Linked DNA regions of Homo sapiens: region 1 is linked to region 2. A link is an interaction called in ENCODE POLR2A ChIA-PET data of the cell type or tissue named here. Cell type or tissue: Panc1. All regions are shown on one strand. Each heading gives the region's core, and the rest is flanking DNA. Links, peaks and the distances in the headings are about the cores only.

Region 1 (5,367 bases), core at 255-5,254, 150 kb after region 2:
CACTGCTCTCCAGCCTGGGCGACAGAGGGAGATTCTGTCTCTAAAAAAATAAAAAGTAAAAGTAAAAGTAAATAAAAATAAAAATCTTTTTTTTTTTTGAGATGGAGTCTCGCTCTGTCACCAGGCTGAAGTGCAGTAGTGTGATCTCAGCTCACTGCAACCTCCGCCTCCCGAGTTTAAGCGATTCTCCTGCTTCAGCCTCCCCAAGTAGCTGGAACTACAGGCACCCGCCACCACGCCCAGCTAATTTTAGTATTTTTAGTAGAGACCGGGTTTCACCATGTTGGCCAGGATGGTCTCGATCTCTCAACCTCGTGATCCGCCTACCCTGGCCTCCCAAAGTGCTGGGACTACAGGTGTGAGCCAGCGCGCCCGGCCAAATCTTTCTTTCTTTTTAATAATTGGATTGACTTTGGTCTACGGTCTCCCCTGGGGCCCCATCCTTCTCTGGGGTGGGGCCATCCTGGGCACTGCAGGGTGCTCAGCAGCATCTCTGACCTCCGCCCACTCCATGCCAGGAGCATCCCAGTTGTGATAACCACACGTCCCCAAACATCGCCCAGTGCCCCCTGGGGGGCAGCATCACCCACATTTAAAAACAGTTCCAGGGTAGCAGCCTGCAAAGAAGGTGTGTCTGGGACCTGGGCATTTCATATCGGGGTGACCCAGCCTGGGAGAGGGGAGGGGCCTCAGTGAGAAGACTGAAGCCAGGACCCCCCCCAGGCAGGACCCAGGCTCCCACGGCACAAAAGCCCCAGGTCCAGGGTTCCTGGAAATGTTTTAAAATCCAGTCGACAAAAGATGAATAAAATACTTGTGAGTGTATAATCATGAATCCAGCCTGGATTCTGTTTGTCTTTATGCCAAGACAATTGTAAAATACAGCTTAGAATTTTTTTTTTTTTTTGAGAAATTTTTTTTTTTTTTTTGAGAGTCTTGCTGTGTCGCCCAGGCAGCGGTGCGATCTCGGCTCGCTGCAACTTCCACCTCCCAGTTCAAGCAATTCTCCTGCCTGAGCCTCCTGGGTAGCTGGGACTACAGGTACCCACCACCACACCCGGCTAATTTTGTATTTTTAGTAGAGACGGGTTTTCACCATGTTGGCCAGGATGGTCTCGAACTCCTGACCTCAGGTGATCCGTCCGCCTCGGCCTCCCAAAGTGTTGAGATTACAGATGTGAACAACGGTGCCTGGCCAACGTCGGACATTTTTAGAGCGGAGGAGGTAGCCTAGGAGGGCAAATGTGCCCCAGGCCCTGAGTGTCCCAACATGGCCCTGCAGCCAGGTAGAACCAGCCAGGGAAAGGGATGGTGTTTAAGGGACGTGGAAAAGGAATTCAGACAAAGAATTTCTGATGCAAGTTTAACCCGGCTGGTGGCTGCAGCCTACTTCCTGCTACAGGCTGCACAGTCTCTTGCTGAATTAGCACCTACGTTGAATTAGGTGAGTTTGCTTGAACTATACGTTGAATTAGGTGTTGAATTAACACATAGGGGGGCTTTGGGCTCTCAGCCCCTCATCTAAAGTCCATTGTCTCAAGCCACTGCCTCATTGGAAGAGCAGGTGTCTACACTACCTGGAGAGGGGGAGATCCTGCATTAATTATTTGGGGAGAATGCAATCTGTCCCCGCTCCTGCTCACAGTAGATACAAGAATAAACTCCCGACGGGGCAGATGGCATAAACCAGGGGGACCCCCAGCTCCTGGGACTCTTCCTCCTCTCTCCCTCCCCACTCAGGGTGTGGATTTCAATGTGTGCAGCCTCCTGGGACCTCAGTAGGAGAGATGGTCACGGAATGCAGAGTCTCTTGGGGAATCTGTGGATTCCCCTAACCTGGGCGGGGGGTCTCAATCAGGGGTGATCCTGCCCCCAGGGGACACTGGGCAATGTCTGGGGACATTTGTGGTTGTCATGCCTGGAGGTGCTCCCGGCATGGAGTGGGTGGAGGCCAGGACGCCACTCAGCACCCTGCAGTGCCCAGGATGGCCAGACCCCAGAGGATCTAGCCCCAGATGTCCACAGTACCTAGCAGGAGAGATCCTGATTTAATTAATTGGTGAGGGGGAAGATCAAGGGACCCTGGCTATGCCAAGAAACTCGGACTGCAGCAGTGTGTGGATCCTGAATGAGAAAGGTGCGAATCAGACAGAAGCTCGCAGCCTAAGGCCAGCGAAGGCCACGGCCACAGCGACATCTAAAGGCCGGCAAGTGCAATGCAGAATCCACCCAGGGAACTCGGGCCCCGCGCCTACCCCCGGGGTAAAGGGGGCCAGCCTCGCACAGGTGGGTCCGTTGCAGGCGTCTGTTGCGAGACCACATCCTCACCACCCGGTGAACGGCACTGGGAGCAGACTCAAGAGGCTCGAGAGGTCCCAGGAGGGCGGGAAGAGAGTTCCCCCAGCTACAGCCTGAGCATGGTCGCCAGAAAGCAGGTGCGGCGACTTTCCCTAGCACCCTCTCCCTGCCCTCTGTGTACCCGCAGGGGGGCCCTGCACGTCGGGTCTCAGGCACATGTGTGGTGAAATGCACACAACAAAAAAGCTCCCTTTCCAGACATCCAGTGGCATTCGTGCAGCCATCATCTCTAGCTAGCTCTAGAACATTCTCAGCCCCCCAAAAAGACACCCCATCCCTATCAGCTGTCACTTCCCATCCCCCTCCCCAGCCCCTGGCACCCACACATCCCCTTCCTGCCTCTCTAGACTGGCCTGTCCTGGACATTTCATAGAAATAGGATGACACACTGTGTGGCCTTTTGGATCTGGCATCTCTCACTGAGTGTGACATCCTCAAGGGGCATCCAGGCTGCACGTGGCCTGGGTCAGAGTCTCGTTCACGGCTGAGTCTCGTTCCAGTGTGTGGAGGGCCACGCTGTTTATCTATTTACCCACGGACGGACACTTGGGTCATTTCCACCTTTTAGCCATTGTGAATCGTACTGTATGAACATTTGTGGCAAGGTTCTATTTGAACACCTGCTTCCAATTCCTCTGGGCAGATAACTAGGAGCGGAATTGCTGGGTCATGTGGCGACTCCGCGTTCAGCCTTTTGAGGAACCACCAGACTGGTTTCCAAGGCGGCTGCCCCATCTTGCATCACACATCAATTCTCAATGCCAAGGCGTTCCTCAGCTTTTAAACAAGGCACTGAGGCAGGAGGCAGGCAGCTGATTGTTGAAGGTCACCCCGTAGCCATTGGCAGAGCCAGAACTTGCAGCTGTGATTTGTGCCGCGGCTCCTGCCCAAGCCCTCCTTCCCTGGCTTCAGTGCTGGGCTGGGCAAGGTGTGTGGAATAGCCCCGCTTTCTAGGCCACTTTCGGGGTACTGGGCGGCCACTGTCTGGTCTGAAGGTGCCATCTGTGACACTCTTTTTTTTTTTTTTGAGACGGAGTCTCGCTCTGTCGCCCAGGCTGGAGTGCAGTGGCGCGATCTCGGCTCACTGCAAACTCCACCTCCCAGGTTCCCACCATTCAGGCTCCCCCAGACCTCCGCCTCCAGGGAGCCCTCCAGAATGTCCTTCCTCCTGCCTTCAATGCTCCTCCCCATCCTGCAGGGGTCGGCAAGGATGTCCTCTCCTTAGAGACCTTCCTGGACACCACGTGGCACAGACTCTGTCCTCTTGGTGCCACCTCATCCTATTTTCTTTGTCTTTTCCGGTTTTTTTTTTTTTTTTTTTTTTTTTTGAGATAGGGTCTTGCTCTGTTGCCCAGGCTGGAGTGCAGTGGTGCAGTCACAGCTCACTGCAACCTCAGCCTCCTGGGCTCAAGTGATCCTCCTGCCTCAGCCTCCAGAGTAGCTGGAACTACAGGCACCCACCACCACGCCTGGCTAATTTTTTTGTATTTTTAGTAGACATGGGGTTTCACCATGTTAGCCAGGATGGTCTCGATGTCCTGACCTCATGATCTGCCCGCCTCGGCCTCCCAAAGTGCTGGGATTACAGGCATGAGCCACCACGCCTGGCCCATCTGTGAGATTCTGAAGAGCCACTGCTGAGCAATTAAGCTGCCCTCTGCAGTGGGAAATTTTCTTTGCAAGGAAGCAGCAAGGCGGAGGAGGCAGGAGGGTTCCCTAAGATTGTGCACCCACGGCAGCCAGCAATGTGCCTGACACAGTGAAGGGCCTCGGCAAAGGGGCGCCTCCTGTCCCCTTCAAATCCTTACGGGCCACCCCAGGATCTGGTGACCTGGAACAGACTCCTGTATGGGCCTTTTTCCCCTGGTGCCAGCAGGGAACAGGGCAGGATGGAAAAAACACCCAGTAGCCAGTGGCCCACTGATGTCACCAAGCTGCAGGGCTGCCCAGCATTGATTAAACACAGCTGGTGTGGGCCAGGCATGGCACCTCACACCTGTGATCCCAGTGCTTTGGGAGGCTGAGGCGAGAGGATCCCTTGAGCTCAGGAGTTCAAAACCAGCCTGGGCAAAATAGTGAGACCCCATCTCTAATTTATTATTATTATTTTGAGCCGGAGTCTCGCTCTGCTGCCCAGGCTGGAGTGCAATGGCACGATCTCGACTCATTGCAACCTCTGCCTCCCGTGTTCCAGCGATTCTCCTGCCTCAGCCTCCCGAGTAGCTGGGATTACAGGCGTGTGCCACCGTGCCCAGCTAATTTTTGTATTTTTAGTAGAGATGAGGTTTTGTCATGTTAGCCAGGCTAGAGACTCCATCTCTATTAAAAAACAAACAAAGAAAGGCTGGGTGTGGTGGCTCATGCCTATAATCCCAGCACTTTGGGAGGCCAAAGCGAGCGGATCACCTCAGGTCAGGAGTTTGAGACCAGCCTGACCAACAGGGAGAAACCCCGTCTCTCCTAAAAATACAAAATTAGCCGGGCATGGTGGCGGGTGCCTGTAATCCCAGCTACTCAGGAGGCTGAGGCAGAATTGCTTGAACCCGGGAGGCAGAGGTTGCAGGTTGCAGTGAGCCGAGATCACGCCATCGCACTCCAGCCTGAGCAAAACCCCATCTCAAAAAAAAAAACCAGACAAATATAGCTGGTGGGTTCTTGGGCAAGGCTGGTGACCAGGGCCCTAGGGGAGGATGTTTCCAAGAGCTGCCAAGAGCAGTGGGGCCCGGGTTCTGCCCGCCTCTTCCTCTGACTGTTTCCTCATCTGGGGTCACGGGATAAGTGCAGCTCCGCCTCCCTGGTCATGCAGGTGACTGTGAATGAAAGTGTCTTGGAATCAGAAGGTTCTGGCATGAAAGCTTTGCACCAGCCTTCCACCAGTGTGCTGCCCAGCACGTGACTATCGGAAAAACTTTAGCTTATTTCAGCCTAATTACATTCCGTTAACCCAAAGTCTCTGACGTTCAGGGCTGGATCATTCTCTGGGATGGGGCCATCCTGGTGCACTGCAGG
Region 2 (5,367 bases), core at 183-5,182:
CGGGTGCAGTAGCTGCTCATCCTGTGATCCCAGCCCTTTGGGAGGCCAAGGAGGAAGGATCGCTTGAGGCCAGGAGTTCAAGACCAGCCTGGGTAACAGAGCAGGGCCCCATATCTACAAAAAATAAAATTAGCTGAAAGCGCCTTTGCAAAAGTTCTATCAGTGAGAAAAAAAAATTTTTTTTTTTTGAGACGGAGTCTCGCTCTGTCGCCCAGGCTGGAGTGCAGTGGCACAATCTCGGCTCACTGCAACCTCCGCCTCCCGGGTTCAAGCGATTCTGCTGCCTCAGCCTCCCAAATAGCTGGGACTACAGGCACGCGCCACCATGCCCAGCTAAGTTTTGTATTTTTAGTAGAGATGGGGTTTCACCATGTTGGCCAGGATGGTCTCGATCTCATGACCTCGTGATCCGCCCGCCTTGGCCTCCCAAAGTGCTGGAATTACAGGCGTGAGCCACCACGTCCAGCCGAGAAAATTATAACAGTAGGCTAAACTAACTAACCCCCATCTTGCCTTAATTATTCCTGGGCTATTGGGCCCAGCTAACTTGGGAAGACATTTAGGCTACAGTTTAAGTGATAGTAGACCTTGCACAAAACCCAACAGCTTTTGTCAAGCTAACCTGAGGCCTTCAGGTTGAGGGAGGAGGGGAGCCTGACATCTGTTAAGGTGCAAACGTTATTCTGGAGGTTATAAGATATGCAGCTTCCAGGCCAGGTGCGGCGGCTCACGCCTGTAATCCCAGCACTTTGGGAGGCCAAGGCGGGTGGATCACTTGAGGCCAGGAGTTCAAGACCAGCCTGGCCAACATGGTGCAACCCCATCTGTACTAAAAATACAAAAATTAACCAGGCTTGGTAGCCCATGCCTGTAGTCCCAAATACTTGGGAGGCTGAGGCAGGAGAATCGCTTGAACCTGGGAGGCAGAGGTTGCAGTGAGCCGAGATCTCACCACTGCACTCCAGCCTGGGCGACAAAGCGAAACTCAGCATGCAAAAAAACAAAAAAAAAACAAAAAAAAAACAAAAAAAAAGAGATGTGGTTCCCCCAATTACTCCTGCAAATAACACCATTATTGTAGTTTGGCCTTTTGAGATGTCTTTCCACGTGTTTTGCATGTCTGACACCCGTGGCTCCACCTGGACTGACAACCCTGCTCCTGAGGTTCCACACAGAAGCGATCTGGCCGGCAGGAGGACCCCTGCAACCTGCTGTGAGTCCATCTCTGCCCCCAACCAACCAGCAGCAAGCACCTGTTTACCTGGCCCACTCCCACTCCTTCCCACAAAACTGCCCTTGAAAAACCCCTAACCTAGGCTGGGCGTGGAGGCTCACGCCTGGAATCTCAGCACTTTGGGAGGCTGAGGTGAACGGATCACCTGAGGTTAGGAGTTCGAGACCAGCTTGGCCAACATGGTGAAACTCCATCTCCACCAAAAAAAAAAAAAAAAAAATTAGCTGGATGTGGTGGCGTGCACCTGTAATCCCAGCTATTCAGAAGGCTGAGGCGGGAGAACCTCCTGAACCCAGGAGGCAGAGGTTGCGAATTGCTTGAACCCAGGAGGCAGAGGTTGCAGTGAGCTGAGGTGGCGCCACTGCACCCCAGCCTTGGTGACAGAGCGAGACTCGTCGCAATAAAGAAAAACCTCTAACCTATGAGGTTTGAACAAGTTGATTTATGAATTCCATCTCCCACGTGGCGTGGCCAGCCTCATGTCTATTAAACTCTTTCTCTACTACAATGCTGTGGTCTCTTTCTCTTTCGTTGTTTCCTTTCTTTTCTTTTTTTTTTTTTTGAGACAGTCTCACCCTGTTGCCCAGGCTGGAGTGCAGTGGCTCAATCTCAGCTCACTGCAATCTCCGCCTCCCGGGTTCAAGCGATTCTCCTGCCTCAGCCTCCCGAATAGCTGGGATTACAGGCGCCCGCCACCACTATGCTCGGCTAATTTTGTATTTTTAGTAGAGACGGGGTTTCTCCATGTTGGCCAGGCTGGTCTCGAACTCCCGACCTCAGGTGATCTGCCCACCTCGGCCTCCCAAAGTGCTGGGATTACAGGTGTGAACCACCGCGCCCAGCCTCTATTTTTTTTTTTTTTTTAAGTAAAATACTTTGTTAGACTGGGGGTCTCCCTATGTTGCCCAGGCTGGTCTCAAACTCCTGGACTCAAGGAATCCTCCCACTTTGGCCTCCCAAAGTGCTGGGATTACAGGCGTGAGCCCCTGCACCCAGTCACGTGGTCTTTCTTTATGCAGTGGGCAGGAAGAACCCCTGCATAGCGGGGTGTGGTGGCCCATGCCTGCAATCCCAGCTATTTGGGAGGCTGAGATGGGAAGATTCCTTAAGTCAGGAGTTCAAGGCTGCAGTGAGCTGCGATGTCACTGCATTCAAGCCTGGGCAATAGAGCGAAGCCCATCTCTAAGAAAAAAAAAAAAAAAAAAATTAACCACCCTGGGGGATCACTGGAGCCAGGCCCGAAGCTGCCCACCATGCTAGCATTGTCTGCAATGCCTGCTGCCGGGGGTTCCAGCTGTTCCGATGTCTGTGAGCAAGTGTGTAAGTTGTAAAATACTCAGTGCAAGGCGAATGATTCCTGTCCATTGTGTAGCAAGAAATTTTGCCTCGACCAGAGAGAGATCTGGCTTTTGTTTCAGCCACTGGGAGGTGACTCTTAGGCCCCAGGAATGTCCTGCCTGATGGATATACCGTTCTGTTTTTTTTTTTTTTTTGAGACAGAGTCAGAGTCTCACTCTGTCTCCCAGGCTGGAGTGCAGTGGTGCGATCTCAGCTCACTGCAAGCTCCGTCTCCCGGGTTCAAGCGATTCTCGTGCCTCAGCCTCTCGGAGTAGCTGGGATTACAGGCGCCTTCCGCCACACCCAGCTAATTTTTGCATTTTTAGGAGAGAGGGGGTTTCACCATGTGGGCCAGGCTGGTCTCGAACTCCTGACCTCAAGTGATCCATTCGCCTTGGCCTCCCAAAGTGTTGGGATTACAGGTGTGAGTCACCGCGTCCGGCATTCGAGTGGCTTTCGAGGTCACTACAGTAGGGGAGGTGTACGGAGCACTTTCTATGCCAAGCCCATTCTAGGTCCTTGTTTTGGGTAAACATTTCCACAACCTGACTTTTCCCATGAAAAGAGGGAGTTTCAGGGAGGCTAAGCCACCAACCCAAGGACACACAGCTGATGACGGCTGCAGGTGGGATTTGAACCAGGCAAACGTGACCTCAGACAGAGCCTCTCCTTCTCCCTCTCTCTGCGAGGCATAGTCCCAGACCTGCCAGCCTCTTGCTGTGCACAGTTTCCCTGCCCCTCCCCTGCCACTGTCCTCAGAATTTCCCAAATGTGCCTCAGCCTTCGCCGTAGCCTCCGCTGCCACCTGGCGTGGTGATCCCACCTCCTCCCACCCCAGGCCTGTCTTACAAATGTCTGCAAGTTCAAATGATGACTCAGCTCCATCCCGAAACCTCTCCTTGGGGACAGGAGTCATGTCTTGCTCGTTTTGTTCATCTTTGCAGAAAAACATGATGTCAGAGCCCAGCCGCTGCCAATCACTTCCTGGCTACATCCGGAGTGACACGCAGACCCCTCCCCGCAGCCCCCAAAGCCCGTCTCTGTGAGCTCATCTTCCCGGCTCTCCCTCTTGCTTACTCTGTTCCACCCCCAGGGCCTCCTTGGGATTCCTCAAATGCAACAGGTGAGGTCCTGCGTCAGGGCCTTTTCAAACACTGTGCCTGCTGCCTGGGACCTCTGCCCCCAGAGCCCCTTGAACCTGACTTTTTACCGTTTTTTTTTTTTGAGACAGAGTCCTGCTCTGTTGTCCAGGTGGGGTGCAGTGGCATGATCTCGGCTCACTGCAATGTCTACCTCCCAGGCTCAAGTGAGTCTCCTGACTCGGCCTCCTGAGTAGCTGGGATTACAGGCATCTGCCACCACGCCTGGCCAACTTTTTGTATTTTTAGTAGAGACGGGGTTTCGCCATGTTGTCCGGGCTAGTCTCGAACTCCTGACCTCAAGTGATCTGCCCTCCTTGGCCTTCCAAAGTGCTGGGATCACAGGCATGAGCCACTGCACCCAGCCCGCCCCCACTTTTTTTTTTCTTTTTGAGGCAGGGCCTTGTTTTGTCGCCCAGGCTGGAGTGCAGTGGTGCGATCATAGCTCACTGCAGCCTCAAACTCCTGGGCTCAAGTGATCCTCCTGCTTTAGCCTCCCGAGTAGTTGGGACTACAGGTGTGCCCATCAGACCTGGCTAATTTTTAAAAAATTATTTGTGGCTGCGTGCGGTAGCTCACACCTGTAATCCCAGCACTTTGGGAACTCGAGGCGGGTGGATCATGAGGTCAGGAGTACGAAACCAACCTGGCCAAGATGTGAAACCCCATCTCTACTAAAAATTAGCCGGGCGCAGTGTAATCCCAGCTACTTGGGAGGCTGAGGCAGAAGAATCACTTGAACTCGGGAGGCAGAGGTTGCAGTGAGCTGAGATTGTGCCACTGCACTCCAGCCTGGGAGACAGAGAGAGACTTCGTCTCAAAAAAAAAAAAAAAAAAAAAGGCCAGGCGTGGTGGGTAACACCTGTAATCCCAGCATTTTGGGAGGCCGAGGTGGGCGGATCACGAGGTCAGGAGATCGAGACCATCCTGGCTAACACGGTGAAACCCCATCTCTACTAAAAATACAAACAATTAGCCGGGCGAGGTGGCGGGCGCCTGTAGTCCCAGCTACTCTGGAGGCTGAGGCAGGAGAATGGCGTGAACCTGGGAGGCGGAGCTTGCAGTAGCCGAGATCACACCACTGCACTCCTGGGTGACAGAGCCTGGGTGACAGAGCGAGACTCCGTCTCAAAAAAAAAATTATTTGTAGAGATGGGAGTCTTGCCAGGTTGCCCAGGCTGGTCTCGAACTCCTGAGCTCAAGCGATCCTCCCCACTTGGCCCCCAAGGGGCTGAGATTACAGGCATGAGTCTACCCTTAGAGACAGAGGCTGCACGAAGTCATGATCACACCACTGCACTCCAGCCTGGGCAATACAGGGAGACCTTGTCTCAAAAAAGAAAAAGAGAAAGGAACTAATCTCATTAGAAGACTCCACTCTCATGAGCTCATCTGACCCTAATCACTTCAAAGCCCCCCCGCAACACCGTGCCCAGCCTGCAGTACGTTTTTTTATTTTTTATTTTTATTTACTTATTTTTTTGAGATGGAGTCTTGCTCTGTCACCCAGGCTGGAGTGCAGTAGCGCGATCTCGGTTCACTGCAAGCTCCACCTCCTGGGTTCACACCATTCTCCTGCCTCAGCCTCCTGAGTAGCTGGCACTACAGGCGCCCGCCACCACGCCCGGCTAATTTTTTGTATTTTTAGTAGAGACA

Evidence for each region. ChIA-PET counts read pairs that join two places held together with the same protein. Peaks named below come from ENCODE experiments on the same cell type or tissue, not always from the same donor. Only the 100,000 strongest peaks of a DNase experiment are listed, where the experiment ranks them.
Region 1: POLR2A ChIA-PET joins it to region 2 with 8 read pairs; 34 of 35 experiments call an interaction of 5 or more read pairs at or near these places.

The regions. Positions count from the first base shown.
Region 1 is chr19:2,611,795-2,617,161 of GRCh38, forward strand. All of the region lies in intron 2 of GNG7 (G protein subunit gamma 7), which reads right to left. Among named protein-coding and RNA genes, the nearest start is that of MIR7850, 16 kb to the right of the region's middle. In Panc1, for the core only: CTCF peaks have their summits at 634 and 2,196; no DNase peak of the experiment used is centred there; H3K27ac peaks cover 1,348 bases.
Region 2 is chr19:2,466,149-2,471,515 of GRCh38, forward strand. No RefSeq gene overlaps it. Among named protein-coding and RNA genes, the nearest start is that of LINC01775, 6.6 kb to the left of the region's middle. RefSeq lists an enhancer at 3,403-3,502. In Panc1, for the core only: no CTCF peak of the experiment used is centred there; no DNase peak of the experiment used is centred there; H3K27ac peaks cover 844 bases.